Linked DNA regions of Mus musculus: regions 2, 3, 4, 5 and 6 are each linked to region 1. A link is a loop called in an ENCODE intact Hi-C map of the cell type or tissue named here. Cell type or tissue: heart. All regions are shown on one strand. Region 1 holds the start of Zmynd11 (zinc finger, MYND domain containing 11). Region 2 overlaps Zmynd11 (zinc finger, MYND domain containing 11). Region 3 holds the start of Dip2c (disco interacting protein 2 homolog C). Region 4 holds the start of Gtpbp4 (GTP binding protein 4). Region 5 holds the start of Larp4b (La ribonucleoprotein domain family, member 4B). Region 6 overlaps Zmynd11 (zinc finger, MYND domain containing 11).

Region 1 (5,000 bases):
AAATCAATCAACTGAAAACTAGAGAGGGTAATAAAAAATCTTCCAACAGCTGTTAGGGCTTTAAGCAACCACTGTCCTAACAGCATGTGATAGTTCTGTTACAAATGTCAAAAATCTTTGCTCCAATTAGCATCTCAATTAAGTTATGCAGGGATATGAATGCCTCTATTATATGCTATCAGAACCATCCTAAAGGGGAACAGAGGAAGGGTTACAAAGGGGTGAAACAAACCTATGTCCTTTACAGAAACAGGCAAATGGACATCCACCCAGAGCACTAACTTTAAGATATCTGAAGAATATTTAAGTAGAATCAGAGTGGAGTTCTAACATCTTAAATCTATTTTTCTTTATAACAAAAGCACTCATGTGTGCATTTATTGCAAATGCTAACTGCAAGAAAAACCCAACTGTCCACCTTGGAGAACACAAGAAATGCAATTTTCACCTGAACCGCCTATACAGAAAAAACAGCGGGTAAAGCACAGCTATTTTCTTAATCGGAGCTCAACAAGAAACTTATTCTAACCTGATCATAATCGCAGCTCATGTCTTCTAATCTTTCATTCTCTGGCCTCTTCATCTTACTGAGTCAGCCAAAATACTGACTACAATGTAAACAAAGTACTGACTACAATGTAAACAAAGACCAGGAAAATAATCTACCTGTATGTACATAAGTTCCCATTTCTTCTTCTAGTCTAACACATTAGAGATTTTAAAAAATACAAACACCATCTTTACTACCATAAAACACTCAAACTTTTAGAGTACAACCAGACACTCTCTATTAACTTCTAGACACTCATTAGAATCAATGGCACCCCCCCAATCATTTGAGATTATGTGTCCCATAATAATTAAGCTACATATCTTGTTACATATCTTGTTTTCTTTTTTTAAAGCATTTACTTTCTGCGTCTCCTAGTGATTTTTTTTTTAATATTTTTGCCGGCATACAACACAATTGATTGTAGGAAATTTAACTCCCAGGTGAAGCAGAGAGAGGGCCTGAGCGAGATAGTCTCACAAAACCCCTTAAAATGCTTACTGCCTTTGGGGTGACCTCTCCTTCATCGGGCCACCTGGCCACTTCCTCTATGCTCAAAAACACACATGACATCAGTCATTATGTATACAGCAAGTGAAACCAGCAATTGGATACATACCACATAAGACACTAGGTACAGTATATGCCTCCCACTAAACATGGGTACTGTGTAAACACTACTTATGACTCTAGTAACTGTGTATACAACCCTACAGGAAAGCAGGTACGCTGTGTGTACTCAGTATAAAACACCGATCACACTGGTCATGCAAGGGATGTTAACACCAGATACTCTGTAACACTTTATGGCACTGGATACTCTATACAAGGAATACTGCACACTGAACCCCACACAATGCTAGATACTATGTTCACATCTTATCACACCGGGAATCCAGCGCACAGTTCAGCTGTTCGCTGGCAGAGGCCGGCGTCTATACAGATTAGAGGACTGTGTGCATGCATACTGCCGGTGACACCGAGGGCTACACACGAATCACATAGGACAATCAGTACCACGGACACACACTGAGCACCACAAACACATCACCAACCACTAAGTCCCACGGACACACCGCAAAAGCCCCCTCGGCTCGGCCCAGGGAAAAGGCATGAGGGGAGACAGTGCAAGCGAAAGTTCAGGCCACAACCCCACAGGCAGCGTCCCCATCGGCTTCTCTCCGCAGCTCTGCGTGGGCACAAGACGGCCGATCCCCCCAGGACGGCCAGAAGGACCTGTTGAGGCAGCTGAGGCCTCGCTACCCGCTCGCCTGCAGCCCCGGGAGAGCGACGGACACCGGTCTCGGGTCTCAGGGGCGTTCGCTTTCATCGCTCCCCGTCCGCCCGCTCGCTACACGCTCCGCGCAAAGGCCCCAGGGCCTGGCCAAGCGGGAGGCGCGGGGACCGGGCGGGAGGAGCTCACAAGACTCCGCGGCTTCCCGGAGCCAGCAGGCCGCGCGCGGCTCTCCGCGGCCTTCCCGCGGGCCTGCTCCTCACGTCAGCCGGAGGTACAAGGTGCTGGACAGAGGAAACGCGCCCACCCCTCAGGCCTCACCGGCCTGGGGCCGTGCCTGACGCCACCGGCAGCCGCCGCCCGCCCGCCCGGGAGCCCGGGGCCCCGGCAGCCACCACAGCTCAGGCCGCGCTGCCGCCGCCGCGGATGCCTCCGCCCTCCCCGCCGCCCAGCCGCCCCGCCGCCGCCGAGCTTTCCCCACCATTATGCTGCGCTCCGTCGCCGCCGCCGCTGCCGCCGCCGCGCCCGGCCCTCCCTCCGGAGCCGCCTCCTTCCCGCCGCCCGGCGCCTCTCGGGCCTCAGCCGGCGACGGGCGCGGGGGGCGGGGGGGACGCAGGCCGCCGCCTCCTCCTCCCCGCCATCTCCTCCCTCCTCCCCGGCTCCCCCCGCTGGCTCAGCGCGGAGGGCTCGGGGCTCGAGGGGCGCCATGTTGGCGGCGGCTTCCACCACAGAAAAAAAAAAAAAAAAATGCCTCGGCGCGCGCCGGGGCGAAACCGGGCGAGGCGGCCGGGGCGTCGCGCGCCGGCTGGAGGCCTGGCCCGCCGCGCGCTCTCGCTCGCTCGTTCGTTCGCTCGCTCACTCACCGCGTCTCCTCAGCCCGACGGCGGCGCGGGGCCTGCGGGGCTGCAGAGGACGCCTGGGGGGCAAAGTTGGCATCCCCCAACCAAGAGGCGGTTCACACGGTGCGGGCGCGGCGGCCGGCCCGGCTCGCGGCCTCCTCGGAGTTCATTGTGTGCGCTTGAGTGTTTCCCCGCGCGGGGCCGGGCCGGGCGAGCGCGGGGCCGGGCCGGGCGAGCGCGGGGCCTGGGCCGAGCTGCGCACGGGGGGCTCTAGCGGCCGGCGCGGGACTTGCGCGGCCCGCGCTGTCTCCCCGCCCCGAGGCCGGGGGAGCCCGCCGCACCCGCTCCTACCTTCCCTCGACCTGTCTCCGGCGCCTCGCTGAGAAATCGGTTTCAGCATATTCTAAGGGGGTCCACACACGAACTCCATGTCAACACACACGTGCGAGCTACGTACGTGCAGGCGCGCTGGAGGCGAGCACCGAGACACGAGGGTAGCATTGTTAGGATCCGGCCAAGCCCGGTGGGCTGCGTTGCAGCTTGCGGTGTGGACCCGCTCGGCACTTTGCTTGGCTCCTAATGGCTCCGTGTTGGACAAGCACTCGCCCGTGTACTACTGACCCGAGTGGGTAAGACGGTATCCCTCGCTTTCCAATCCTGTGCTCAAAAAAAAAAAAAAAGTTGCAAAGACACCCGAGTTCCCCGTCTCAAATATGCACAAGTGGGACGTTTAGAAAGAATGGACCACCCATTATCACTCTGGTTAGAACATTACAAATTGCTGTGAGGAGTAGGTTATCTTTTCTAGTGAGCAATTCTAGATCTAATCAGAGGAGAGCCCTTAAGCTATATGGCTTTAAAAGTCTTGGGGGAAAAGTCAAAGCATATACAGATGTCATACGTTGTCCTAACAACCTTTGCCTGCTAGGAGTTTAAAAGGGGAAACCCATTAGCTAAGATTGCCTGTCCCTATTCTCATTGGATAGATGTACCTGAAAAATCACTGGCGACGCCCCTAGAAATCTAGGGTTCTTATACAAATTATCCATCTGTTTACAGTGCTGATCTCTAAGTTAGAACTTACTTAGAGTAGCATTGAGTTGGCTTTTTGAAGTACACCAGTCAAACGGTCTTTCAAACTGTTAACAGTTCTGCCACTGATACCAGCATCGCAGAGAGAAGTGTTTGCTCTTTTGATGTTTGTTTCTGGCTTCCCCCCGCCCCCACTTCTAAGATCATGAAGTATTTATAATTCATTTAAATAATAAAATATGGCATGGCTGGACAGCAAGATTGCTCAGCAAATAAAGCCACTCACCACCAAGCCTGAAAGTCTGAGTTCAAGCCCCAGGACCCACCTGTGTGATGGAATGAAAGAACCAGTTTATTTCAGAAGTCGCCCTTAAACTAGATGGGTGGACTAAAGGATGCCAGGGGAAATCATGCCGTATTGGATTGGACTGCTGGACTGGAAATCACTTCTTTAAGTGAATCACCTCTTTTTTAAAAAAAGGTCTTCTTTCAGCTGTAGAGGAATGCCTACTTCTATATTTCTATGTAGTTTGCAGAAGCTACTCAAGTATGAAAATTTTTCTGTGTGGGGGGGAGGGAAAGAGGGAGGGACACACACACTCACAGAGAGAGAGAGAGAGAGAGAGAGAGAAGGGGGGAGGGAGAGAGGGAGAGAGAAATACAGTTTAGGAAAACAAAGTGACTCCCCCCAGTTATACAGAATAGAAATAGCTTCTATTTTTACATATAACTCTCTTAGATAGCCTATCTATAAGATTTCCTATTTCTTTGCTATAGTTTCCCAGCCCAACAGCTTTATTAACTGCATTTGTCTGTCAACTGGGTGAGTATATGAGGGTGGGTCAGAAGGCCAGTGGCTGGAGGTTGGACGGAGGTTTGGAAGACCAAAGTAATGTAGTTGTTTCTGTGCAACCTGTGACATACTCTGGATTTATGTACTGGGTTGTGAAAGAAGGCAAAAGGTTGAGGGGTCTGAGGGGAGAAATTGGAGACAGGAGGAATGATGGAGTTGAGGGATGGTTTGCATCAATCCACATGTGTTTCACAGACTCTCACACAGCCCTGCATTCTTCCTTGGCCACAATCAATACACCCTATGCTACACAATTTCAATTGAGCATACTGCTTCTTTCACATTCTGCTTTGAGAAAAATCATGGAAAGAAGACAGACTATTCAAGCAATTAAGAATGGAAATTGTCTGTCGGGGAAATGAATTATATTCTTACTTTATATTCTTTTTTTTTTTTTTACAAAGTCCAAATGACTTAAGTTGAAAAAAAAAGCTGAAATATTATCCAAAGCTAGAAAAAAACATATAGGTGAATATTTGTGATATTTTGAGT
Region 2 (5,000 bases), 70 kb before region 1:
AGATCCTAGAAAAACCCACTACAACAGACCCCATGTGTCAGGCGACAGTTGGCTTTCCTAAGTCAGCTTCACAGTCTAGAGAGGAGGGAGTCCAAAATCATTCACTTTACGTTTTCTGCCTCCTATGAGTAATACAATATTCTATCAAAAACACATTCCTGAAAACTAGCAACTAGCGCCTTCTTGTGAAACGTATTCTTTTGGTATGAATTCACAATTACAATCTGTTTATTTTCAATACATTAAATACTCTTCATAAGATGGACTTTTTACTGTGTGTTCTAAGCAGCCATACATGTTCTATCCAGATCAAGGATTCTGTACTACATGGTAGAGTGTCAGGTCTATTGAGAGGTCTGACCATTCTTCCTATCTTTGTATGAGGAGAGCCCGGCCAATGTGTCTGGATGACAGAAGTCAGTGCAGAGACTTGGACACACTGACTGATTCCACTGGAATATGCACAGTGTCCCTCTGTGAGAACCTGAAACCAACTCGATATGATGTGTGAAGCTTGTAATGCTAAAATTTACCTCTTCATCAAAGCTAAAATGTTCACTCGGTAGTGAAGTCGTTCATTATAATGACATTAGTTTCTGTCTCCTAAGTACTTCTCCAAGTACTTAGTGACAACACAAGACACTTGGAGTACTCACAGGGACATAAGACAAAGCACAGGAGAAAACACGGTCCTTTGTTCTGAAGCCTCTCATGCATTACTGACCTCGGCCCAAGACACCAAGCCAGCCCTAAGGAGATGTTCAGACAGCTGACTTTACTGTGACTCCACTTTTAGAACCTTTTCTGGCTTTATCCATGCTCTCCAATGGGAATTCTCAAAAGTTAAATTCACTTTTCTAATCCAAACTAATTGCAACGAGACTTAGAGGAGAATCCTGTTAACATCTTAATTTTAAAATGTTCAATATTGTTAGGGCCTTAATTCATAGTGAGAATTATGTGTGTCATCCTGCAGATTGGTATCTTTTATGAAATATTGTGAAGTAATTTTAGGGCCAACTTCTTTGTTTAGAATATACACATTTTATGCATTCCACATATGTAACTGTTTAGGCTTTTCGAACTCATGCCTTGGAGTGGAGCCAATGTGTGCTGTCCATCTCCATCCGTACAATCCTGAATTGATTGGTTCTGCCTGTTACTGGGGTCATGGAGAAGACTCAATACCTGTGCATCTTTACAGTGTGAAGCGGCTGTGAGGACCCTCCCATGCCCTGCATGATGGGTTCAATTTCAGCACAAGTTTGCTCTACACCTGAGAACAAAGCATCCCACTGAAATTCTCTTTTACAACAATACTGAAAACTTACATAAGTTATTACTAGCTACAGGCATGTGTGAATGTGAAACAAACATGGCGCTCCTGTCCCTAGAACAGCCACCCACACATTCATGAGCTCAGCTCTGGCTACTGCACAAGCTGTGAATTACCTCTGGTGGTGATGGCCAAAGAAGCGAACATCCACTTGATTGTCTTCTTTCTGCATGACTTTGGCTGGCCAAAACCCAAAACCTTTCATTTTAGCCCAAACCAGCTCATGATTAGGTATCTGAAAATGATATGTTATTTCTTTTAATATTGAACTACTTAAGTAGAGAAACATGGGCTAAGTAAGGCATAATCTAATTGGATATTTCCTTTTAACTATGAGATATATAGAAGTACTTTTTTTCTTTTGACATCAACAAAATAACCACAATTCATATGTTTAAGAGAAAAAACAATTCTAGACTATTCTCCAGATGAGGCAGAAGCTGGGATAAGGTGGCCTCTAAATCCAAGAGCCCCGTGCATGACAGCAGTGAGCAGAGTGCACTGAGTGTGCGTCCAGTAGCACCTGGCTGTGTGCTAGGAAGGGGAGAGTTTTAGGACCCACAGAGATTTTCTGATTGTGAGGCCTCCTAAGTCCACCTGATGTCAGAGTCTCTGGGGACACTGCCCTCAAATGCTCACACACGCTGCCGTTTCATAGGAAATGATGGAGCAGCAGAGAGAGGCAAAGCCTCAGGTCTCTTGTTGAAACAGAGGAAAAGCAAAAGCCTCGCTCTCCTGTTTATCAAGGGACCCAGGCATGGTCTTACTCAGTGCTGTTGACATTCGGAACTGAGAATGGTTGTTGCTTTGTCAGGTTTCATCTGTGCATACTCATTAAGATCACATGAACTATATGATGTAAAGAAGTATATTTCACAGGCTTTACCATCCGTAAGTAAACAGGGATAACTAACAAACAGTTCTCTATAAAGGAAAATCACAAAATCCCACATACGCAAGGGTAGCAGAACCAGTTGTCGGGCCGTGCGTTTGACAGATAGAAGCAGTTCTTGCAAAGCTGCAGCTCGTCCAGCTGAAAAGCAAAGCAACGGTTTGAACCACGGCAGAAGAGATGCAGCTGCGTGGCATGCAGCCGTGTTCTCGGGCCCTTCCCTAATCTAGCGCACTGCAACTCAACACCTTAGTATGAGCGAGGCCTTGCCACAGCGGACTCCTCCACTCACAAGCCAGGTGACAGTGTCCTTCCCTGGCTCTGCCCACTGCCGGCCTTGCTTGCAGAGATTTCTTCATAACTGTACAGGTTAGTTCTTTCTTTTCCTGTTGCCAACTTTTCTCCAGCAGATAGCTCTCTGTGCCCTAGAGTTTATACCTACATCACCGTTTCACTCCTTCTAACACAGAAGTGATCCAATAAGACTTAAATAACTAAAAAAGAAAATCTGAATTTGAAATGAACGGAAGAAATCAAACTCCTTATTTGAGATTTTTTTTACAAGAAAAACTTTCGATGTTTCTCTTCCTGTATGCACAGAGAGTTTGTTCTCTGCCTTAACTGGCTTGTCATGTGACCCTCATTCTAAGACATGGCTCTGGCTACAGAGGGCAGCTCGTGCACATCTCACCACCTCACCAACACATCAGCAATGAGCAGTGCTTCAAAGTTACTAAAGTTATTTGCCATAACATGTTGTTAAGTTTTTCCAAGAATATTTACTTCCTTCCCATATATGCGGAACATGAAAATCGAATTACATTCAAAGGAACTGCCACAATTAAGATGTAGCAATGAAGGACAGAGGCCTGACGAGTAGGATTATAACAGAAGTTTAATAATTAAGTGTGAATATAAAGTACCTCGTGACACGTGTCTTTATATAACATCCGTGCAATGTCCGCCTGCTCACTGTCTGCTGTAATTGAAGATAAACAACCTATCATCAATATTCTAGAAGCCACTGCCATTGAGTCAAGCCACTCTACTGTCATTCCGTTTATCAAATGGCAACACAGTCATCTCAAAACACACGTTTTATAGAATGTTCAGGTGGCACAGGCAACTTGCATTTAACACAACTCCTAGAGAGGGATTTCGTGTCTTTGAGAAGGAGATCTTAGTAGGAAAGTATGAAAACTCTGAAGTGCTCAGAAAACCCTCTTAGCTAAGAGAGAGCATGTGGATGGGAAGCCGGCATTTCACTGAGGATGTAGTTTAGTGGGAGAGTGCTTAACTGACATTCACAAGTCCCTTAGCTAGATCCTCAGCACCAGGGGAAAAAAAAAAGGTCAAAAGAATGCTTTCCCCACACAGGGCACTGGCCATCACCTCTGTAAGCCACACCAGGAAGCAAGCATCAGTTTAAATTCCAACATCATTACTCATGTATGAATTACAAAGAACTGTTGCAGATATTCAACGTGGAATTTAATATTTTCAAACTGTACAGAAAGACAAAAAGGATGGAACCTCCATAGAAGATCACTGTGTTGTGGAGAAGCAGCTGTGCGTCAGCCTTGAACTCCTCGTAACTCCGGTACTTCCCCTCATTCACCTTCTGTGGGGTAAAAGACAGAACTTGAGAAGGGGACACAGCAGAATCTGCCCAGATGACATCTGAACTCTGGCTGCCTGCACCAGAAATAACAGAGCCACATGTGGCCAGTGTGTCTACTTCCCACAGTGGACTGCACAGCTGCCATGCCTCAACTGCAGCTGTGGGGGCAGCTGCTGCTGAGCTTTGCCAATAGGAAATGATTAGAACAGAGCAGGGCCACATATGCCTGCCATCTTCCTAACAGCTGGATGAAGACAGAGGAGGAGCCATTAGCCTACACAACAGTCCCCAAACCTCTTAAGATGTGATTCTGAGCAGGACCAGACATTGGCTTGCAGTGAAGTCTCAGGAGTTCCTCTATAGACCAAAACAATGCATGGCTTTCTCTACATTAGTGAGAAACAGAAAAGGACTTTCTTCAATGCACTCTTTGTAGCTTGGCCTTTGGTAGGTGGCCAAAGAGACTCTGGAGGGGTATCTCCCCCTCGTAGAAAGGAGCCCAAACTTTTCTAGTACTTTATGTAGAGCTAAGCTACCTGGAAATAGCAAGAATTTCTGAATCCTAGTGATTTTGGCATAAAAATGGCTTGGAAAGCCAAGTCTTCTAAGGAATGTTCACATACCATGTGACTCATGAAACTTCTTTCTTATATAGTAGTACTAGTTCAACTGCCCTTTCTTTAATGATAATTCCCACTTCTCCTAGGTCATCACCTATACAGCCTACATAGAATTGCAGGGGAAGTGGCGCTGGCCAGCTCTGATGCTTCCCTTCCCTTCCTGTGTATCTTCCTGTGTATCTTCCTGTGTATCTTCCTGTGTATCTTCTGTGTATCTTCCTGTGTATCCTACCTCTAACGGGCTAGTGTACAACAGGCACGGGACCTTGCAGGAGCTTGCCCAGCTACATACCTAGCCACGATGCCCACAAAGCGCCTCCTGGTGAGTTCTGCTCTAAACCATGATTCATGTTTTGGATTTTAAACTGGATCACAGACTGATAAGATCATAGAAATCTTGTCTTTCTGCTAATTTTCCTTACAGGACTCCTGCTCATATTATATAAGGCCAAAGCATGAACCCAGATAGCATCATCCCACTTTACAGGGAGCCTAAGAGAATCCAGACACCTTCATGGGAGGGGTGATGGC
Region 3 (5,000 bases), 490 kb before region 1:
ACACATGAGGTCCTGCCTCAGAAGACTGATGTACAATTAGCAAGGATGCTGAATATTAGTCATCCTTTCTTCAAGAACCTATGGGGGGTGGGCAGGTAAGACTAGGCTGAAGGTTGGAGCAGTTAGTGAGGGTCCCCTAGTTTAAAGCTAAGAAGTTCACTTGCGTTCCATAAGAAGATGTGCTGAAGCACTGTTGAAAGAAGTGTCTACAATTTCAGGGTCCCATTGCTGGGTACACCATCTCAATGGTCTTTAGAATATTCCAGGCAGGAAGAAGCATGGGGACTAGAAACAGTGTTTGCAGGCATGGGAAGGAAGCAGACCATCAGTGTTTTTGTGGGATACATTTGAGGGGACTGAGAAGCAAAAGTTGTGTGAAGATAAAGGAAGGTAGAGAAGCCAGGGTGACTTTAGCCTAGATAATTAGGAAAACACTAGTAGCTGATAAAAGCAGGTGGGTGATGGGTAAGACCCTAAGGCCGAAGGCACCGTACACATTATTCATAGGACATGGCAGAATCCATCAATGCTAATCAGTAAGTTTCTTCTTTGTTGGCTGTCTTGCTTGGTACTGGAAGGTGCTATGCAGGCTGTGGATGTGTGTGTTTAACAGTTTTAACCATCTATGAACCCTGCAATAATAACCTGAATGATATTAATACTATGTGTGAAGATCAAGGTCATATGCTTTCACAACTGCTGTCTGATTGGATTTCAGACCTGCCTCACAGGAGGAAACATATGCCTGGTACTGCAAATCTGGCTGGGGAGATCATAGGTAGGAGTGAACCTAACCTACTATTACTACTCCGCTAAAGGGACGAGGCATCAAACTGCCCTCTAAATTTGTATTTCTCTACCCACAGACTAGTGCAGACTTCCGACCTCATCAGAGGAATTTCTTTGTGTAGTGGTTGACACAGAAACTCACAACTGATCAAAGTGGAGAGAATAGATGTCAGTAGAGTGCTCAGTCACAAATAGGGCGTCTGTATCATAACCCCACACCCGAAGCTCAGAGACCATCACAGAAGACGGAGTAGAAAGATTGTAATAGTCAGAGGTTGAGGAAAACTGGGAACAAAACTGTCTTCTGGACACGACAATACCTCTGGACTCACAAACTCACAGAAGCTATGGTTGCCAGCACAGGATGAAGGCAGTTAACATTCTAGCATGCCATAGCAAAGGGCTAATGAGCTCCTATCCCTATGGCCAGTTGATGGCTTCTCGGGGAGGGAGAGTCAGTTTTTTATTATTTTTTTCCATAAGGATGTGCCTCCTGTGAGATCAGCCATCCTGAAATATTTGAGCAGAACAAATTGGAGTCCATAGGTTATTGAATAATAATAATAATAATAATAATAGACATAAAATTGGGATAGTAGAGAGGTGGGGATGACTCTGGGAGGAGCTAAGGGATACATTGTAGGAGATTCTCAAAGAGTTAATAAAATGCTTTAAGAAGCAGGTGGATGTTTAATGTTAGGAGATGCTGTTTTTACTTTGGTTTTGTGGTGTTTGGGGCTTCAGGGGCAGCTAGGTGAGATTACTCTGGAGACAGCTGGCCATGCGAGAATGCCCCCAAATAGTCAGACTCCGTATCAGCCATTCAGAATAGACATTGATACCATCACAGGCGATGACCAAAGGGAAAAAAATTCACAAGAGGTAGAAGAAAAGCAGGGGATGATATTGTAGGATGTGAGGGAGAAGACACTTGCTGAAGACTCCTTAGGCTGGACAGTGTGTGACAGACCCAACCTACCTTGATTTATTTCCACGGATGGGAAAAATGAAGTCTAGACAAAACATTGTGTGTTTCAAGGTCATATAGTAGTCTGTTCTAGATCCATGCTTTTAAACTTCAAACCTAGGACTCAATCTATGTCTCATGCTGTTTTGTTTTTTTTTTTTAATTATTTTTTCCTCTTAAAAGTATTTTAAAAAAATCAGCCCTCGATGATCCAGAACATTTGAAGTTTTAACAAGCAGGCTAGGGTGTGCTTCCGAATGCCTTCTTTATTTTTCTCCTTGAGTCTTGAGGAGCCTAACTAAGCCTCAGGGTTGGGAAGACCCCCTCCTAAGGCCAAATGCACCACTGTCCCACGAGCGCGCTCTCGAAGTACTCGCTGGAGGCCCCGCCCCCCTGAGCGCGCGCCGCCGTGGCACGTCCGCGCGCTCCCACCCTCCGCGCGCGCCTTCTTGTTGCCCGGTGCGCGCGCAGCGGCGCTCGCTCCCGCCGGGGCAGGGCGGCCGCGGAGCAGCTCGAGAGCCCTGTGGCCGTGACCGCGGGCGGGCCCGTGATCCGGTGCCGGCCGAGCGGGGCCGGAGCCCGCGGCTGGGGGAGGCGCGCAGAGAGCCGGGCGCGAGGCCACCGCCAGGGTCGGGGCCGCGCTGAGGAGGCTGAGGAGACTGACGAGGCACTGAGGAGGCGCTGAGGAGACGCTGAGGAGGCTGACGAGGCGCTGAGGAGACTGAGGAGGCGCTGAGGAGACTGACGAGGCTGAGGAGGCTAAGGAGAAAATCCCCGCGCGCCTGCCCGCCGCCGCCCGGCCTCCCGCTCCCGCCCGCCCGCCGCCGCCTCCTCAGTGCGGCTCCTCCGGGTTCGAGTGGCGGCCGCTGAGGAGCCCTCCGTCGGCGAACAAAGAGGAGGCCGGCAGGGCGGAGGCGTCTGCGGCGAGCATGGCGGACCGCAGCCTGGAAGGCATGGCTCTCCCGTTGGAGGTGAGGGCCCGGCTGGCCGAGCTGGAGCTGGAGCTGTCGGAAGGTAACAGCAACCCCCCTTAGCCCCGCGCCCGGGCCGGGCCGGGACACCGCTTCTCTGGAGCGCGCTCGGGGCCCCGCGGGCCGGGCCGTGCTGTCACTCCGGGGAGGGCGCGCGCCGGGCCTCGGGGTGGCGGGGCCCCGGCCCTGACCCTGGCCCGGGCCCCGTGTGGTGGCCCCGGGGAGGGTGCATGTGTGTGCATGTGCTTGTGTGCGCGCGTGCTTGTGTGTGTGTGTGTGTGTGTGTGTGTGTGTAGTGTGTGTGCGTGTGTATGTGTGTGTGTGCACGCGCGCGCGTGTGCGTGCCGCGGCCCCCGCCCTCCAGGCTCAACTGGCACGGTGCAGCCGCGATGCCCCCTGCGCGCTGCGGCTGGGCCCGGGGCTCCCGGCTACGAAGCAAGATGGAGCAACCTTTAGGGCTGCGGGGGAAATGGCCTTGGTGGGGATGTGCGCTCTTCCCTAATGGAGAGGCGCTGCGTCCTTGATGCAGCTGCAGTACCACCACCACCACCACCACCACCACCACCACCATCATCACCACCACCACATGCACCAGCAGCACCACCAGCACCAGCACAGCACATGCTTCCACGCTCCCTGCTTGGGGACGGCCTCTGAATGGCCTGATTTTAATGCGAAACTTGTCAGTGGACTTCGGGATTGGATCCCCCTGAGGCTGCAGGCACACGGTCCTGTCAGCGGGAGGAAGATAGTAGTACTATTGTTCCGGCGTGTTTGTGACGAGCTGGTTGAGTTAGAGCCCTAAAACCTCCCCCCTCAGGCCAGGTTGGATGCCTCCTTCCCATCGTGCCGGATAGAGACATTGAGACTTTGCGGCTGCTCTGCTGTGATTTCACGGAGTGTTATATACGCTTTCGTCTTTGCTCTTCATGGTGGACATCATGTGCTCAACTGTCATAAGTTTCAGCTTGGGTTTTGTAGGTTCTTTTTTCCTTTTTCCTCCACTAAAGTTCCAAAATGTGTCTAGTAATAAATATTTAGCGGTCATCCCACTCATTGAGAAGACTACAGCTTAGTGGTGTGGAAATGGCCTGTCGTCTCTCTTGAGTTAATATTTGGAGCAGTTTAGCATGGTAAACTTTTTTTTTTTTTGGTAACGATTTGTGAGGGCCAGCAGCCAGAACGTAAATTCATTCGTGCCAGTTTTCATCATGGGGAGGAGCTGACGTTGACTTTACGTTTTCCCTTTTAACACTTGCAGGGTGGAGAGTAAACCAGGTGGCTGTAAGTGTTGCTTCTGTTATCAGATTCTCATAGATTAGACATTTTCTTTATCCCGAATTTGGGGTTCTCCAAGGTGTTTTGGAAGCAGTCCCTGGGAAGCTCCAATGGAGGAAAAGATAATGTGTCCCAGACTGTGCTTCCTGCCTCAGTTCTGACCATCTAGAGATAAGAGAGAGCATCACCCTTCCACAGGCAGAAAGGGCAGGGCTGAATTCTTTAGATTTAAACTGGAAGATGAGGTATGCAGTGTGGACAGTGTATTTCTAGTAAGTAACTATAAAGAAACATTTGTGTTTTGTTAGACTTGAGATAGACTGTCTTCTTCAGCTTACCAGCGCTGTTTTATCGTCTGCATCCTGTATTGAAAGCACCCCTTCCCATTCATGTTCTCACTCAAAGCAAGCACCTCTGCTATCTGCACTATGTTAATGTGATGTGTCTCTGCCCACCCATACTTGAAAAGTGAGAAGCCATCTGAACCTGCATTGAGCCCTTTCCGCAGGGTCTGAATCTCCCTGCCTACTAGGAAGTCAATTCACATTTACTCTCAAAGCCTCACATAATGCCTGGAGCCACATATCCTGCTCTCCTCTTGTTGAGAGTAGCTGTCTGTTTTGTTTTTAGGTAACAGCGGTCACCTGTCATGATCGATCACTCTTGAAGAGTGAGTGTTGCCCAGAGAAGTATGGAAAACCACTTTAGATGAGGTGTACTTAGCTTAACTCCCTGTGAGCACCTTGTGTCTGTATAGAACTTAGAGGACTCAATGAGTTTCTTGGTGAATGGGTGGGCTTAGAGAAGTGTGTACATATATTTGTATTCAGGAAGTCCTTTTCTATTTTCTTTTTCTATATGAGCTATGTTGAGACCTGACCTAAACTTTTAAGAATTACAAAAAGAATAGAATAGAAAAGAAAAGAAAAGAAAAGAAGAAAAGAAAAAAAAAAGCCTTTTGTCACTGTGTTCAGCTTCTGCTACTCCTTGGAACC
Region 4 (5,000 bases), 770 kb before region 1:
TACTTTCCCTTGATCACTTCCATTAATTGAACAATATTGATCATTTTCTATAATAAAGGATAGAATGAACACAATGCTGAAGACAAAACAGTGAAGAAGACACTAAGATCCAACGAAACAAAACCAAAGGCAAGCAGGTAATCACAATACAGTCTGCCAGATTACGGAGAGCATGGATACTCAGGCCTGCTGCTCTTCTACTCTGTTCCTTTCCATGGTCCTCATATCTTTTAAAAGTTGCCTACTGAAAAGTTTCTCCAAACTCACCCATTTATTAGTATATTCTTTGTTTTTATTTTTCTAATCAGGGTTTCTCTGTGTGTAGCTTTGATTGTCCTGGAATTTGCTCTGTACACCAGGCTAGCCTCAAACTCACAGAGATCTCCTGCCTTTGCCTCCTCAGTAGTGGGATTAAAGGCATGCACTAACACCGACTGCCCAGTTCTCACTACATTCTTATGTTATCCCAAATCTCTGATATTTACAGGAGTTTATAGTCAGGGTTCCTCCCACCCAAGCCCTCGCCCACCAAAACAGAGAGATATTTGAGTTCACTTTATAAAATGGCACAGTACTTGTGTGTAGAAGAATCCACATATATTTGTCATATACGGTAAATAGCTGTAACTATATGTAGGGAATGCTCCTTTAAAAAGTCTATGTGCATGGTGGCTCACGCCTTTAATCCTAATCCTAGAGGCAGAAATGTATAAGTTCCAGGCCAGCCAAGGCAGACAAAAAGAAAGCAAACAAACAAAAAAGAGAAAATAAAGTCTATGTACATTAAATATAGATGCAATTTTCAAATAGTGTTTTTAATCTGTGTTGGTTGACTCTGGATTTGAACTCATACAGAGGGCCAATTGGAGCTCACACTTCTCCATCATACTGCGGTGGGTATAAACACATTCAGTTATTCCTTCAGAAAATCCTTTTTTTTTAAGATTTATTTACTTATTTATTTATTATATATAAGTACATTGTAGCTGTCCTCAGATACTCCAGAAAAGGGCATCAGATTTCATTACAGACGTAACGTGGTTGCTGGGATTTGAACTCGAGACCTTCGGAAGAGCAGTCGGCGCTCCTAAACCACTGAGCCATCTCGCCAGCCCCCAGAATATGATTCTTAAAGACGCAGACTATTCTATGTGTTTCTATACACAGAACTTGGCACACACTTTACAAAAGCACCCCATACTCTTCAGATTGACTTTTTATTTCCCACCACCTATCTACACACATGCAAACTCATCTGCAAACAGACCTCCTTCAGGGCAACAGAGACAAAGGCTGCCTTTCCTAGGTCAATTATATCAACAAAGTTCCTTTGACCCAATGAACTCTATTTCCAGTGAAATAAAAAGTGTACGAGTTCCTTCAACATGCACTTGAGAAGTAGTGGCGACAGTCTCGTGGGCTAAAACAAAATGTGATTCCTACATGTAGTTTCTTTCCAATTATTACAAACGTGTGAAAAACGTATCAGAATGGATATCAGAAAGAGGAAGAAAGGAGAAATACAGAGACGTGTAAGGAAAACAACTAGTGGAAACATGGTTTTTGTCTTTTCAAGACAGGGTCTTTCAGAGATCCGCCTACCTTTGCCTCCCTAGTGCTGAGACTAAAGGCGTGCACTACCACGCCCACCAGAAAATACTAGTTCTTTACACAAGTTTTCAAAGCAAGCTCATTCAGAAAGGGGGATGTCGAAAACACCCACACTGCGGTCAATTTAACGATAGTGACACTGGTTCCTCTAACTGATTCTGCAATTTAATGCCCATGGCTTGCCAGAGAAACCGGTGTATCCTTTTAGGTTCTTTAGCCTACCTCATTCTCGACATTTGGGAGGAAAGCATCTTGCTACGTTACATAATGTGGGCCTGGCTACTTGCGTGCTTATAACCAATTGCATCTTTTAAGTCCAACGACAAAATGACAGCTACCTAAAATCTTTTTAGACCGTGACGTCACGAATCAAATTCTACTTAAAGGGGAGGGTACTCACACGACGCTCACCACTGGCCCCTTCAGGCTTCCTACCCTGCTCCTTACTGTGGCCACCACCCAGACACTTTGTCCCGTCGGCAGGCCACACAAGAATCATAGGCTCTGGAACGGCCCTGATGTCTTGGAGGGATTCTAGGGCTTAGGGTACCCAAGGACAGCAGGAGAGGGGCTTGGTTTCAGAGAGTGGGACTGATCTCCGAGGGTCGCGAGGACAAAGCCTAGCAAGCGGAGCTCCGCACTGAGGGCCGAGGGACTGCACGGTGTCCTCCCTCCCCCAGTCTCGGGGATACAGGCCTGGACCCTCCCTGGCGACTTGTCGGGGAAATGGAGATAGGCGGAAACGACCTCTGTCACCCCTACCTTGGCAGACGGCACCACCGTAATCTTCTTGAAGTTGTAATGCGCCATGCCGGCGGTGGAACGCACGAGGAACCAGGAGAAGCGGAGGACCGGACTTCCGCCGGCGGAGGTGGGCGGGACTTCCGCTATCCGGCGTGACACAACTTTGGCTGCCGGACTCAAGCGTTACATCATTTCCTGAATGTCCGCGAGGCGTGGCCCACGCGTCCGCCTAGACAGGCTTCTAGTCCCACAGCGTCCCCGCTCGGCCGGGAAGTCCGCCGCCAAGAGCCGCGGTAGAGATCTGCTGGGTTTAGAGGTGGGAGAGATAACCTTGCGGGGTGAAAGGGAGACTCCCGGCTGGCCACCTTGGCGGGGCTCTCAGGAAACACTGCCCTCACCCAAGCCGGCTTCGGGGCTCCAAAGGGTGTTTCCAGCCACCTCTGGGGACGCCGCGGCCAGAGCGAGTGACGAGCGGGAAGACGCAGCGCGGGGCTTCTGCATCACTTTGGTGTCCCTTGAGCAAGAAAGGCTGTCTGTCGCCTGGCAGTGTGGAAAGTTATTTATTCGAGTAAATTATGTTGACGGGGCTTCTGTTAATGGAGTAGACTGCATACTTCCAGGTGGCCCGAGTTTCCTCTCCTGACCTTGCAGTCTCGAGGTGGTTTGTGGGTGCTCCACCTTCACCTGACCTTCACCTGACATGGGCCAGTGAAAAAACTCTGCCCCCCACACAGCTGCCCAGAACCCAGGCACCAGACATAGACACAAAGTCTGATCCGTACAGACCTACATGGATTGAAGCCAACCTTCCCACTTGCGTTTTCCCTGTCAGTTTAATTAAGCCACCCATTTCTTTACCTTAATCCATCTACTCTTGCCTCATGATTATCTTTTAACTAAAAGACCCTTTCTCAGGTGTTGCCATCTTCTTCAAACCTTTCTCCCTATTTTTCTGTGACATCCATCATTCTGGTACTTGATGTCTAGAATGCAGTCTTCTTTGCTAATTTACCTTCCTGAGTCTCTCCCTAACTAGATAATCCTCAAGGTTCTTCCTCTCCTCAAAGTCTCCTTTCTCCTTTCTCCTTCACAGCCCCAGTGTGGACTACTTTGATAATACAAGTTGCTTTCAGCCTGGTGTCTTTTTTAATTACAATCAGACATTTTCAATCAGACTCCAGATATGTTAAATTGGGTATTTCCCAAGAGCATTTACTTTCTGCTTTTCTGACTAAATGCATCTCTCTGTGCTGTTGGAAAGGACAGTCTCGGGCTGGTGAGATGGCTCAGCGGGTAAGAGCACTAACTGCTCTTCTGAAGTTCCTGAGTTCAAATCTCAGCAACCACATAGAGGCTCACAACCACCCATAATGAGATCTGACACCCTCTTCTGGTGCGTTTGAAGTCAGCTACAGTGTACTTATGTATAATAATAAATAAATCTTTGGGCTGGAGTAAGCAAGAACTGAGTGAGGCTCGGCAGTGGTGGCGCATGCCTTTAATTCAAGCACTTGGGAGGCAGACACAGCTGGATTTCTGAGTTTGAGGCCAGCCTGGTCTACAGAGTGAGTTCCAGAACAGCCAGGGCTACACAGAGAAACCCTGTCTCAGAAAAAGCAAAAAGGAAAAAAAAAAAAAAAAAAAACTGAGTGAACTGAATTGATCGGAGCAAGCAGGGTGGACTGGAGCAAGCATAGGTCCTAAAAATTCAATTCCCAACAACCACATGAAGGCTCACAACCATCTGTACATATACAGTGTACTCACATACATAAAATAAATAAATCTTAAAAAAAAAAAAAAGGCCAGGCGTGGTGGCGCACGACTTTAATCCCAGCACTCGGGAGGCAGAGGCAGGTGAATTTCTGAGTTCGAGACCAGCCTGGTCTACAAAGTGAGTTCCAGGACAGCCAGGGCTACACAGAGAAACCCTGTCTCAAAAAACCAAAAAAAAAAAAAAAAAAAAAAAAAAAGGAAAGGAAAGGACAGCCTCACATTCTGACTCCCCACTAGGGTACTGAACAAAACTGAACAGAGTCAAGAGCAAGGTTGACCAAGACTAAAGACCTTGAAACAAAGTTAGTAGATGAGGCCTCAGGGGCAGAGGTGAGGTCATAAGAAGAGTGGCCCTACTGATGATGAATCCCAGGAACAGGAGCAGAGAAGGAAAATTATGGAATAAGGCAAAAGAGCTGTATGTGGTCCCACACAGTGGGTTAGCAGAATCCAGGTATTCACCAAGGAGACTCAGTCCTTGGAGCCCAGCTCAAATAGGAGGAAGTGGATAAGGATGAAGCACTTGGACAATTGATAAAATTTTCACTCTCAGGTAACTCAAGAATCCCATATGGTGTTAAACCTTAAATAGGGCTGACTATAGCTCAAGCAGTGTTCAAAGCAGTTGACCCCAAATTAACTCACTTAGCTCCTACAAAAACCTTATAATATTTGGTGAGGAAACAAAACTATACAATTTTGTTATATGTAGAAATTATATAAAATTATATAAGATATATAAGAATTATATAAAAAGCCTTGAACATGTGGCTTGGCTCCTACAAAACCTGCTTTGACATACTGCTTCTAAGTCATTGTGTGTGCTCTCTCACTTTTCAGATCTTTTAACAAGTCCTGCTCTTCTTCAT
Region 5 (5,000 bases), 670 kb before region 1:
TACTGGTTTTGTTTGTTTGTTTGTTTGTTGTTGTTGTTTGAGAATGTTGTCATTGGCAAGTTTCCTGTGCTCCAGCGGAAGATCCATGGGCATATGAACAACACAGTGTATCAGCTGGCAAAAGCACTTATCAGTTCCTTGGCTAGTACTTACCATTTAACTGGGGTGGGGTAGCATTGTGGTGCCAGTTGCAAATTACACTGAGATAGTCTGCTGGCAAAGGCCCATGCTACTAACTCTGATGATCTCAGCTGAATCCTTGGGACCCAACATGATGAAAGGAACAAATTAATTCCCACATGAGAATCAATCCCTTCTACCTAAAAGGGGTATGTGTGTGTGTGTGTGTGTGTGTGTGTGTGTGTGTGTGTGAAGAAGAGAGTTCCCCTTTCCCTCATTAACTCTATTATTTTTGGATACATATACACATACAAGAAAAGAAAATGAAGTGTTTAAAAGTTTAAAAAGGGGGATAGTAGTGACTGGATGGATATCTTGTTTCAGTTATTTTTTTGAAACAGTGTTTCACACTGACGCTCCCCAGGAGTGCTTGGAGTTCAGTGATCCATCTGGTTCACCTCCATGAGCTGCTCAAGCAAAAGGTGAGAGCCATTGCATCTGGCTCTGATTGCTAAGTCTTTACTAGAACTACAAAGTACAGAGAGGACCTAGAAGGGAGATAGGATCACAGGAAAGGGGCGGGGGGGGGGGGGCGTGGGGGGAGATAAGCAAGAGTAGATCAGAAGTAGAGGGTAGGCGTATGAGGGAAACAGAATCATAGTGATTAGGACCTAAGATGCTCTGGATCGTAGGTTCTCATCTCTCCCTCTCTATCTCCCTCTCCTCTCCTTTCCTCCCCTTCTCCCCTTCTCTCTCCATGCTACGAATGGAAGCCAGGGCCTTTCATATGTCAGGCAGGCACTATCACTGAACCACATCCCAGGGGATTTATAGGAAAAAACACCTATTAAATGCTGACTTGGTTCTCAGTAAAAACTTTGTATAGGCTGTGCTTTATTCTAGCATAGACTGAGTTGACTCACCCAATGTCTTAAGAATTCTTAGTACACTAATGTAATTGGAAAGTTAGGGTGTCTCAATCTACAGGGTAGGAAAGGAAATAGACCGTTTTCACTAGTTTGTGAAAGTCCTTCTTTTTATGCAATAGTACTTAATGTTATCCTGTAGGAAAGACAAGGAGCCATGAAGATCTTTGTTGACAAGATGGAGAAGATATATTTGAAGGACATACCTGTTGGTACTCTGGATTAGGTGTACCAGTTGCATTTACGGACACCAAATACCCCGAGGTGTTAACAGCAGGCAGAACTACCAGGGAAGGGAAAAGCATTAATAGTACTAATGTTGTATATTCTTTCCAGTACCAGAGGCAAGCTTTACTTACAATTTATTATCTTTAGAGACACGTCAATGAGTAGGGCACATAGTGCCAGGCAGTACTTCCAACTCGGGAGGTGGGAGGCAAAACAATCAATGCGAGGGAGCCAGCCTGTGTAAAAATAGTGAGAACTGGTCTTTGAAGAAGAAATACCGTGAGAATAGTTACTATGAGACTAAATACTGTGAGAATGCCTGTGAAATAGTTAACTAGGAAACAGTCTTAAGCCTAGTAACTGCAACAAGGTGTCACATAGAGGCTGGGTGAGGTGGCTCACTTGGTTAAGGCCTTTGCTCTGAAGTGTAAACACCAAGAGTTTGAGCATCAAGACCCAGAGGGAGGAAGAGAAGAAACTCCCACAAAAAAGACCCAATACAGGAGAGTCAAAGATGGTTCTTCCAAAATGCACTCTTCAGTATTTGAAAAATGTTCCTAGAAACCAATGAGCAGAACCATGGTATGGTATGGTATGGTATGGTATGGTATGGTAACCATGGATATTGTTCCAAGAGAGCTTTTTCATTCGGGAAAAATTCGTATGGCTTCGAATAATGAATTATAGACAGTAAGCAACCGGCGAATAAACGCAGATAAGTAGGCAGCAAGTTTTAAGTAAAGTAAATGTAATATACGTTTTTTCTTTTTTTTTTTTAAAAGAAAATCGATAAAAGAAGGGTTTTAGTATTTTCAATTCTCTGGGAAGCGACAAGAGCAGGTTTCTTTGCTTATCCAAATCATTCTTGTCCCATACTGAAGTCGGGGAAGCTGTAGAGAAATGCCGGACATGGGTCCAGGTCCTGGGGACAGCGGGTCCGGAGCGAGGGGTGCGCTTTCAGGACGCCACCAGCCTGGGACGCCCCACACCCCAGCACTTGCTCATAAGATGCTAAGCTGCCTACAACTGGCGCTCCGACTGCTACAGGGCGGGGCTTGCAGAATGGGCGGGGAGAGACGAGGTGTGCGGCGCGCGCAGCAGCTCAGGGCGGGGCGGGGCGGGGTGGGGCGGCGCGGGGCGGTGCGGGGTGTGGGGGGGGAAATTGGCGTCGTGCGCGCACGCGCCAATCACAGATGCCGCGAGATGGGTGCGCGCCGAGAGGCCGGGGGAAGTAGAAGGGAGGACTCGCGTCCCCTCTTAGCCAATCGCTACGCAGCGCCTCCATGACGCTAGGCTCTCCTGGGCGCCAAACGCCAGTCGGCGGGCCGGGTGGGTGAGGGCGCCGGGGTAGGGCGCGGGGCCGCGCGGGGGTGGGACTTCCGCAGGGCCCCGGAAGTGGGATCTGTGTGTTCTCATGCGAACGGGAAGGAGCGTTGGGGATCTGGAGTCTCGAGGTTGAGACATTTTCGGGCCCGAAAAAGGAAGGATCGGCTGCCGTCGCTGCCAAGTCCGCGCCCGCTCTTCTTTGCTGTCTCCGGCCCGGCCCGGCCGTGCCGCCTTTTCTTGCCGTCTCCCTCCTCGGCCGTCCCCGCGTGTTTTGCGCGGTCGCCGGGCACCGGGGCTGCGGCGACGAGCCCGCGGGCGGCCGGTCGGGCGGGGCGGGCGGCTGACAGGTGAGCGGGGCGGTCCTCGGTCACCGACGGGGCGGCCTCCCTCCGCGCCCCGTGCTCGGACCCGCGCCTCCACCAGCCTGTCACCGGGCCGCCATCTTCCCGGAGGGACGGGGCCAGTGGCGGGCAGGGCCGGGCCCGGGCGGGGAGGGGAACGGCACAGGGCCGGGCTGGGGCCGGCGCTGGGGAGGACAGAAAGAGGGGCAGTGCCGCGGAGGGAGCGGCAGGGCAGGCTGGACTGTGGCCCCGATAGCCCGGGGTAGGCTGGACCTGGGAGGACCTGCGGGCCGGGGTCAGACCTGACTGACACGGCCCTGGCCGGGGAGGACTGGAGCGAAGTGAGACGTGTGCAGAGTCTTCCCGGAGGCCGCGTCTCCCAGGCTCTTGGGGGTTTGCCTATGCAGCCCGAGGAGAATGGGCTGGGGTCGCAGGCCACCATCGCCCCGAGGGCAGGCGGGCGGGCCCCGGGGACCCGCAGTGCGGCGCCCGGGGCCTCGCCCCCCTCGGTCCCGCCGGAGACCGGCCAGACAGCCGCGCTCGCTGCTGCGGGGAGAGGTGGCTCATTAGGGAATCGCATTCCTTTAGAACCAGGAAGTTAGGATCCTGTTGCTCGAGTGTGTGTTTGGAATGCTGCTCCCTTTTCCCCCATACACTTGATAGACTTGAGCGGGTCCGACTTTGAGATAGTTAAGAAATAAAAATTAAATGTGAAGACTCATGGTAACCGGCCAGGAACCTCTTAACCACCTGCTTCTCAGTGGTGTATAGTAGAACATGAAGTTTGTTGAGTTGAGGTCATTGCATCTTGTGACTTTCAGTGAATGTAATCTTGTTAACCCCCTCGTTTTTTGGTGTAAGGTGGCTTTGAATTTGGACTGACTCGAAATGTGAGAAAACGACCCGGAGAAAAATGATCTCAATCTGCCTTCCATTCGCGACCTTCTCACTGGCGTTGGAATACTTTGTTTTAATCATAAACTGAAACTTTGAAGTTTTCCATAACTGAACAAACGGGAGGGCTTCCCATGGCTGCAGTGGAATTAGTTTGTAGCACACAGTCAAACAAGGGAGTTTTAAATAGAGGCAATAGCAACTGCATTTGTTTCTTTTAGGATATTTAGCTGCTTCCCTTTTCAAATTGAGTTGAATATTTAAAATGCACTTGCAGTTTGTTTTGAGTTGGTGTTTGCAAGACCACAAGAGGAGAAAAGGGTGATGGTTTTTGTTTTTGGTGGTCTTTTAGTATATTATGTGCAATTTCTATACTTCCCTAACTTGGTTGGCTTCTCTTATTTACAGTCAGGGTTAATTTAATTGAGGCTTTTTTTCTTCGTGCTTAATATACCAAAATCCAGTATTGTAATCAAATTGTACAAGAAATAGTTTAAGGAGATTTGTTGGGAATTGCTAAAGTAGAATGCTCTCTGAAAGTTTATTTTTTAGTTAGTACATTTTCCCTTAAAACTTTAACTAGTTAGAAATATATTTCATCTCATATTTTGAAAACTAATGTGACTTGAGTTGACTTATTTATATGGAACGGCATGGCTTCTTAGTCATTAGAAGCTATCCTGAGCTCACCTTTGATTCCAGCACTAGGGAGGCAAAGGAAGGGAGGCCAGCCTGGTCTACAGATGGAATGTCAGGGCTACACAGAGAAACCTATCTTGAAAAAAACCAAAAACAAACAAACAAAAAACTTACTTTCTTGGTGACTAAAATTTTGAAAAGTCTCATAAGACTGATGTAAGCATGAAGCATGCAGATGTTTGCTTTTTGCTATTTTTATTGTTACTGAATTCCTAATTTTGATATTCTGCCTTATAGGTGGCAATTTTAATTTATTACTCATGTCTTGATCACGTGTCTCTGTCATAGAAGACAGGTTCTGAGACAGCATATAAGTTTGGAGAAGGGAGCTATACTATATGTGAGTAGGCTCCAGAGAGAAAATAGATGATTATAATGGGTGTAGAAGTTTGCATTCATTTTTCCACACTGTAGAAGAGCAGCTGAAATGAAGTAGCTGAAATTTCATAGTAATGCTTTGGGGGCT
Region 6 (5,000 bases), 62 kb before region 1:
CCGTAGCCCTATGGCCTGAGCCGCTGTGCCGCACAGGTGGTAAGCGGTTACACACGGGGTGAAATGGGTGAGCTGTGCTTTTCCCCAGCATTTAGGAAAACAAGTCTACATCCAGGAAAAGGGGAGCACGGAGACACATGCTCCTAGGCGGCCGCCCTGTCAGATCTGCTCTACCACACTGTGGACACACATCAGGGCTGCTGACCTCAAATGGTCAGCCTCACTAGATGAGAAACATCCAGACAGCATCAGATACCAAGGAGTCTTGAAATGCTGCTGATTGGGTAACGGTCTGTAGGTAGGTAACTCCGTTCAAGGAAACACACAATCAGCCCTTGAAGTACTGGAGTATACTCACTAAATCCTGGAGCTAGCTCTGCACAAATCAAACAGGGCAGGAACAGCTATCTTTTCTGATGCATCCTTTGAGTCACTCAAGCCAGCTGGGCTATCTGCAGCCACCTGGCTGGCAACAGTGGCCTCTGCTCTCTAAACTGTATCTATGCACCCTTGCTCTAAACATAATCCTATGGAATATTTCACTCTGTTGACTTAAATCTAATTTCTTTTGATGCCAGTACCATACAAAATAAAGCAACACAGATTTTTCTATGCACAAAAATCAGATGAAAGTGGAATATCACTATGGTTAAAAGACCCTCACTAGCGTCTCCTGTCTTTAAAGCCCTCTGCAACAGCACGGAAACTCCACTAACGTTCAGCGAGCACATGCCCGCACTTGCCCGTCATCACCTCCTTAAGCCTCAGTCTGTGCTCAGCCTTTCTGGCTTTGCCTGTATGGTCAGGGTTACTTATCGGCATAGCCATACACAGCAGTGCTATTGGGGAAAGAGGCTGAGTCTGGAACTTTCATTTCCCTGGAATACACAGTAGGACAGAGGATGACACCTAGTTCTTGCTCTGCTGAAATTCGTCTGCAGCAAGTGGCTGCAGTTACAAGTGAAGATGAATAAGGCTAAAAGTGACGATTCCAGAGCAGAGTGACAGGAGAGTGACAGGAGAGGCCAGACAGGGCTCACCTCCTTAGCTACATCCAGCGCAAACTGACCAGACACCTTCAGATATCATCTTTATTTATATGTTACTTCAGGAAACTCTTACCGTTGCCTGATAAGTTCTTCTCAGGCTTAGACTTTCTATTTGGGTCTATCACAGTCGAGAAGCCTTTGGATACAATGTCAGTGTCCACTTATATAAAGCCCTAGAGCAAGCAAACTCTCCTGAGACAGAACGGAAGGGGTAGTGCCAGCTGTGCTGAAACGTGCCCTGTGTGGTACTCGGATGCCACAGGGGAGCTGTGTGTGCTCTCCTAACCTACATCTCTCCTCAAAGGAAAACTTCCAATGTCTGTAAGTCACTCACAGGGTTCTGATCAGGCTAGTTGAAGGAAGAGACCTAGGAGTTTATAATCTACATACTGTCCTCAGTGTGACCCACACCCAACAAAACAAAACAAAGCAAACCCCAAAACCATAGGCACACACTGAGGCAAGACTTGAAGTTCCACTGCCGCTGTGCTCCTGCTAAGTGTAAAGTAGTGAGGCTTCAAACACAACTTTTGAAGGTCACATTGCAGTCCACCTGCGTGTCTTTTTCCATCCTTGCCCAGCTTTGCTCTGCTACTCATTGTATGCATCAGATACACTGTGGAGGGCGGCTCTGATCTAAGCATTTGTGGGCTCATTTTATCCACTACAGTAGCAACTTCAGTGTCCTCGGTCATATGGGTCTGACCCAAAGAATCGCACTGGGAGACCAGTCTGTGGAGAACACACTTTTTACAGGAACCCAGTCCCTCCTTTCTACCAACAGGTAAGAAACCCTCCTCTAGACACTGAAGCTGCTCTCAGTCATACACACTGCCTGGTGCCAGTGACCACAGAGCTGTGTGTCTGGACCCACACAGTGATGGACTCTGTCTCCCAAAGTGGGTGGGGAGCGCTTCTCAACAGAAGCAGAGCTTTTCCCAGGGATGTATGGGAATAAAATTCGGGCTGCAAGAAGCTCTTATGCCTGAGGATTTCATAGGTTTTCTCCCCATTCCCAGGTGCATTTCAGGTTAAATATTTTATAAAAGAAACCGACAGAAGGTATGTGTGCTGATGCACACCTTTAATCTCAGCACTTGGGAGGCAGAAGCAGGAAATCTTTGAGTTTAAGGAAAGCCTGGTCTACACAGAGAGTTCCAGAAGGACAGCCAAGAATATACAGAAACACCTTGTTATCAAAAACCAAAAGAAAAATATTCACAGAACAAGACTGCTGAGATAGCGTTAGGAAACAGACAGGGGTGTGTACTGAGGCCCCGGCACAGGGTGTAGGTGTAGGACCATTAGGCCACCCAGCATTTTAACAGACGAGAAGCTCCTCCAACCATGGAGGAAGAGCTTTCACAGCGAGCGTGGCTGTCAGAACCACTGAACAGAAGAAGCTACACAGACGCCCACACCGCCCTGTCTCTCTAACCCCTTCACTAGCTTTGAAGATTACGCTTGCTCTCCACTGGCAGGCTGTAACCTTCTTCAATCAAAGTGAATACAAGTCTTTTGACATGGCCCTCCCTAGTCAAGAGTCCAGTCCTGCAGAATTACCAAATCCAGCACTGCACACAGAGAGGTCAAAGGGTGAGCTGAGGGAGCTCGTGCTCTCCTCCTACCACGTTATGTCCTGGGGATGGAGCTTAGGTCCCCAAGCTCGGCAGCAAAGCACCTTTACCCACTGAGCCCTCTTGCTCACCCTCCTTTTCTGTTTTGTGCCAACGCACTCCTTGCTACTTGTTCTGTTTTTAAGAAGGAAGGCATGCAGACAGTGAGACCTCTGTCTGCAGAGCTCCAAATCCCTCCTACCCAACACCATCTACTCTACACTGTGAACAAGGAGAAATTATGTATTTTCTGTTCACTAAACACGTTTTGCTTAAGATCATACCTATCCACTACAACAAAAGCATAAGCATTATTTATCTTCTCAGATCTTGAGCATTATAATAAACTTCGTGAGGACTCAATGGTTTTATTTACTAAGAGCGCCTGTCCTTAAAGAAGACCTGGGTTTGATTCCAAGGACCCATAATGATGGTTCGCAGCCATCTGCATCTCTGGCCTCTGTGGGCACCAGGCATACATATAGTACACAGACATACATGCAGGCAAAACACCAAGCATAGTACATAAAAATAAATCTAAAGAAAAACTATAATAAAGTTCAGTTAACTTGCTGCCCAGCCTCCAAAAGAGAAATGGCAGGATCTAATACGCTATTGCCCAAACCTGTCACAGCCTGCTTGTTGCTTGGGTCCAAGTCTGTTTACTATAACATTTACCATGGAAATGCACTGTACAAACCATGCGACTTCTTTCCTAACCTGAGTGGGTTTAGATAGCTTCAACAGTGATTAGGCGACAATACCCAGGAGTTCACACTTTCTGTCTTAGACTCAATTTGAACAGCTTCTCCCCTTTTCAGAGTTCTTATTTCTTTTTTATCTAGCTAAGCCCATAGGGAGCAAAGCCACCTTATGACAGTATATTGTTCAGGTAGCATTATATTAAAAGCAATTTTCTATTTCCCTTTAAATTAAATTTATGAAATACAGGTATCTTTAAACTAATGTGATCAATGGTCATTATTTTCAGTATTACTCACCATTTAAAAAATAATGGCTTCTACTTCTAATTCACTTAAAAGCCAAATATCCATTCTATGTTTGTTAATATGGACCTTGAAAGCAAAGATATTTACTTTGGGGGTAAAAATACTAAGTCGCTCACATTCATAAAAGTGAACTGACCAAACGACAAGAGTAGCCATTTCAAAGCAGATACATGAAAGGAGAATTGCATCTAAACACCTTTCATTTATCACATGGTCCCACTTCATTGTGAGTATTAACTACAAACCACTCTGCTTCAGGAGTTAGGATACACTATACTACCTGTGTCCCCAAAGCATGAAGCGAGTACAGAAGTAGCCCCAACTCTTCTTCCATGAGACAACTTTCAAGTACCTCTACCCTGCAGTGGACTTGCTTCCACATCAGGTCCTCTGAGCAGTCACTTGGCCCCTGCTGCTCCTCCACAGAAACATTCTCTGGTTAGCTTAAGTAACAGACAAGTTCTATTCCTTTGATCTTCACCTACCTAATGGGCACATTGCAACCCATGTTTGACAGAAAGGGCACCAGGGGCTTGACCTAGGACTTAAAAGTTAACTTTAAAAGGCTGGTGTCTGAGAAGGTGCTCCGGAGTTGGTGTTACAAGCAGTTATGATCTGCCTGTTGTGGAGCACTGGGAATTGAACCTGGGTCCTCAGAACAGCATCTACTCTGAAGCACCGAGCCATCTCTCCAGCACATTCACATGTGCTCTTCTAAAGCTTTTTGCTTTGCTTTGCAGAATCTCTCCTTTGGGATGTGTTCAGAAGGATGTGGCAGCATGGAGACTTGGGCTAGAGGCCTCAGTGCACTCTTAAGAGTTAAGGCCAAGGGACGGGGAACCATAGGCTGCAAACTCAAAGAGCTTTGTAGCTCAGACCCAAGGCATTATGTAATAATAATAATAATAATAATAATAATAATAATAATAATAATAATAATTTATCTTTTGTTTTCTTATATTTCTTATGTTTTCATATTTTACTACTGGGCTATATTCATCTACCATGCAATTCATACAAATAATTTTTTCACAGAGAGAAATGCCATGTAAATATTTAAGAAGGGATGAGTACTTTTCAGATTTTTAAAGGACCTATGGGAACAATCTTATGTTTCATGATTTAAGTGGATCCTTTCATTCAAAAATAGTATGTGATGTATGTGATGTGTGTGTATAGTGAGTATTATCTGGTGTATGATGTGTGGTTTGTGTGTATGTAGGGGAGATGTCTAGGATTTTTGTGTATAATATAGCTAGTATAGCATGTGTGATCTCTGAAATGTCTGGCATATTGTGATATGTGTATTTGTTTTATCTGGTATG

The links. Peaks named below come from ENCODE experiments on the same cell type or tissue, not always from the same donor. Only the 100,000 strongest peaks of a DNase experiment are listed, where the experiment ranks them.
Region 2: a loop joins it to region 1, with 1.9 times the contacts of the local background. A loop is called at or near these places in 7 of 42 quality-filtered maps.
Region 3: it touches region 1 in a loop (4-fold over the local background); 5 of 42 quality-filtered maps call a loop at or near these places.
Region 4: it touches region 1 in a loop (2.1-fold over the local background); 3 of 42 quality-filtered maps call a loop at or near these places.
Region 5: a loop joins it to region 1, with 3 times the contacts of the local background. A loop is called at or near these places in 3 of 42 quality-filtered maps.
Region 6: it touches region 1 in a loop (2.0-fold over the local background); 3 of 42 quality-filtered maps call a loop at or near these places.

The regions. Positions count from the first base shown.
Region 1 is chr13:9,762,081-9,767,080 of GRCm38, forward strand. It overlaps Zmynd11 (zinc finger, MYND domain containing 11), which reads right to left and starts at 3,241. Exons shown (of 15, transcript NM_001199141.2): 1 at 2,975-3,241. In heart, a CTCF peak has its summit at 2,953; DNase peaks (open chromatin) are centred at 2,331 and 3,061; H3K4me3 peaks cover 3,301 bases; H3K27ac peaks cover 2,661 bases.
Region 2 is chr13:9,691,978-9,696,977 of GRCm38, forward strand. It overlaps Zmynd11 (zinc finger, MYND domain containing 11), which reads right to left. Exons shown (of 15, transcript NM_001199141.2): 7 at 3,762-3,849; 8 at 3,152-3,207; 9 at 2,292-2,369; 10 at 1,453-1,571. Among named protein-coding and RNA genes, the nearest start is that of Gm36423, 20 kb to the left of the region's middle. In heart, a CTCF peak has its summit at 2,908; a DNase peak (open chromatin) is centred at 3,994.
Region 3 is chr13:9,274,297-9,279,296 of GRCm38, forward strand. It overlaps Dip2c (disco interacting protein 2 homolog C), which reads left to right and starts at 2,229. Exons shown (of 37, transcript NM_001081426.2): 1 at 2,229-2,770. The coding sequence starts at 2,686. In heart, a CTCF peak has its summit at 2,412; DNase peaks (open chromatin) are centred at 2,255 and 2,875; H3K4me3 peaks cover 2,479 bases; H3K27ac peaks cover 1,578 bases.
Region 4 is chr13:8,993,576-8,998,575 of GRCm38, forward strand. It overlaps Gtpbp4 (GTP binding protein 4), which reads right to left and starts at 2,437. Exons shown (of 17, transcript NM_027000.4): 1 at 2,374-2,437. The coding sequence starts at 2,421. In heart, a CTCF peak has its summit at 2,614; a DNase peak (open chromatin) is centred at 2,556; H3K4me3 peaks cover 2,274 bases; H3K27ac peaks cover 2,022 bases.
Region 5 is chr13:9,091,234-9,096,233 of GRCm38, forward strand. Larp4b (La ribonucleoprotein domain family, member 4B) reads left to right here and starts at 2,648. Exons shown (of 18, transcript NM_172585.3): 1 at 2,648-2,947. In heart, no CTCF peak of the experiment used is centred here; DNase peaks (open chromatin) are centred at 2,568 and 3,258; H3K4me3 peaks cover 2,811 bases; H3K27ac peaks cover 2,299 bases.
Region 6 is chr13:9,700,428-9,705,427 of GRCm38, forward strand. The region is part of intron 4 of Zmynd11 (zinc finger, MYND domain containing 11); the gene reads right to left. Among named protein-coding and RNA genes, the nearest start is that of Gm36423, 28 kb to the left of the region's middle. In heart, no CTCF peak of the experiment used is centred here; no DNase peak of the experiment used is centred here.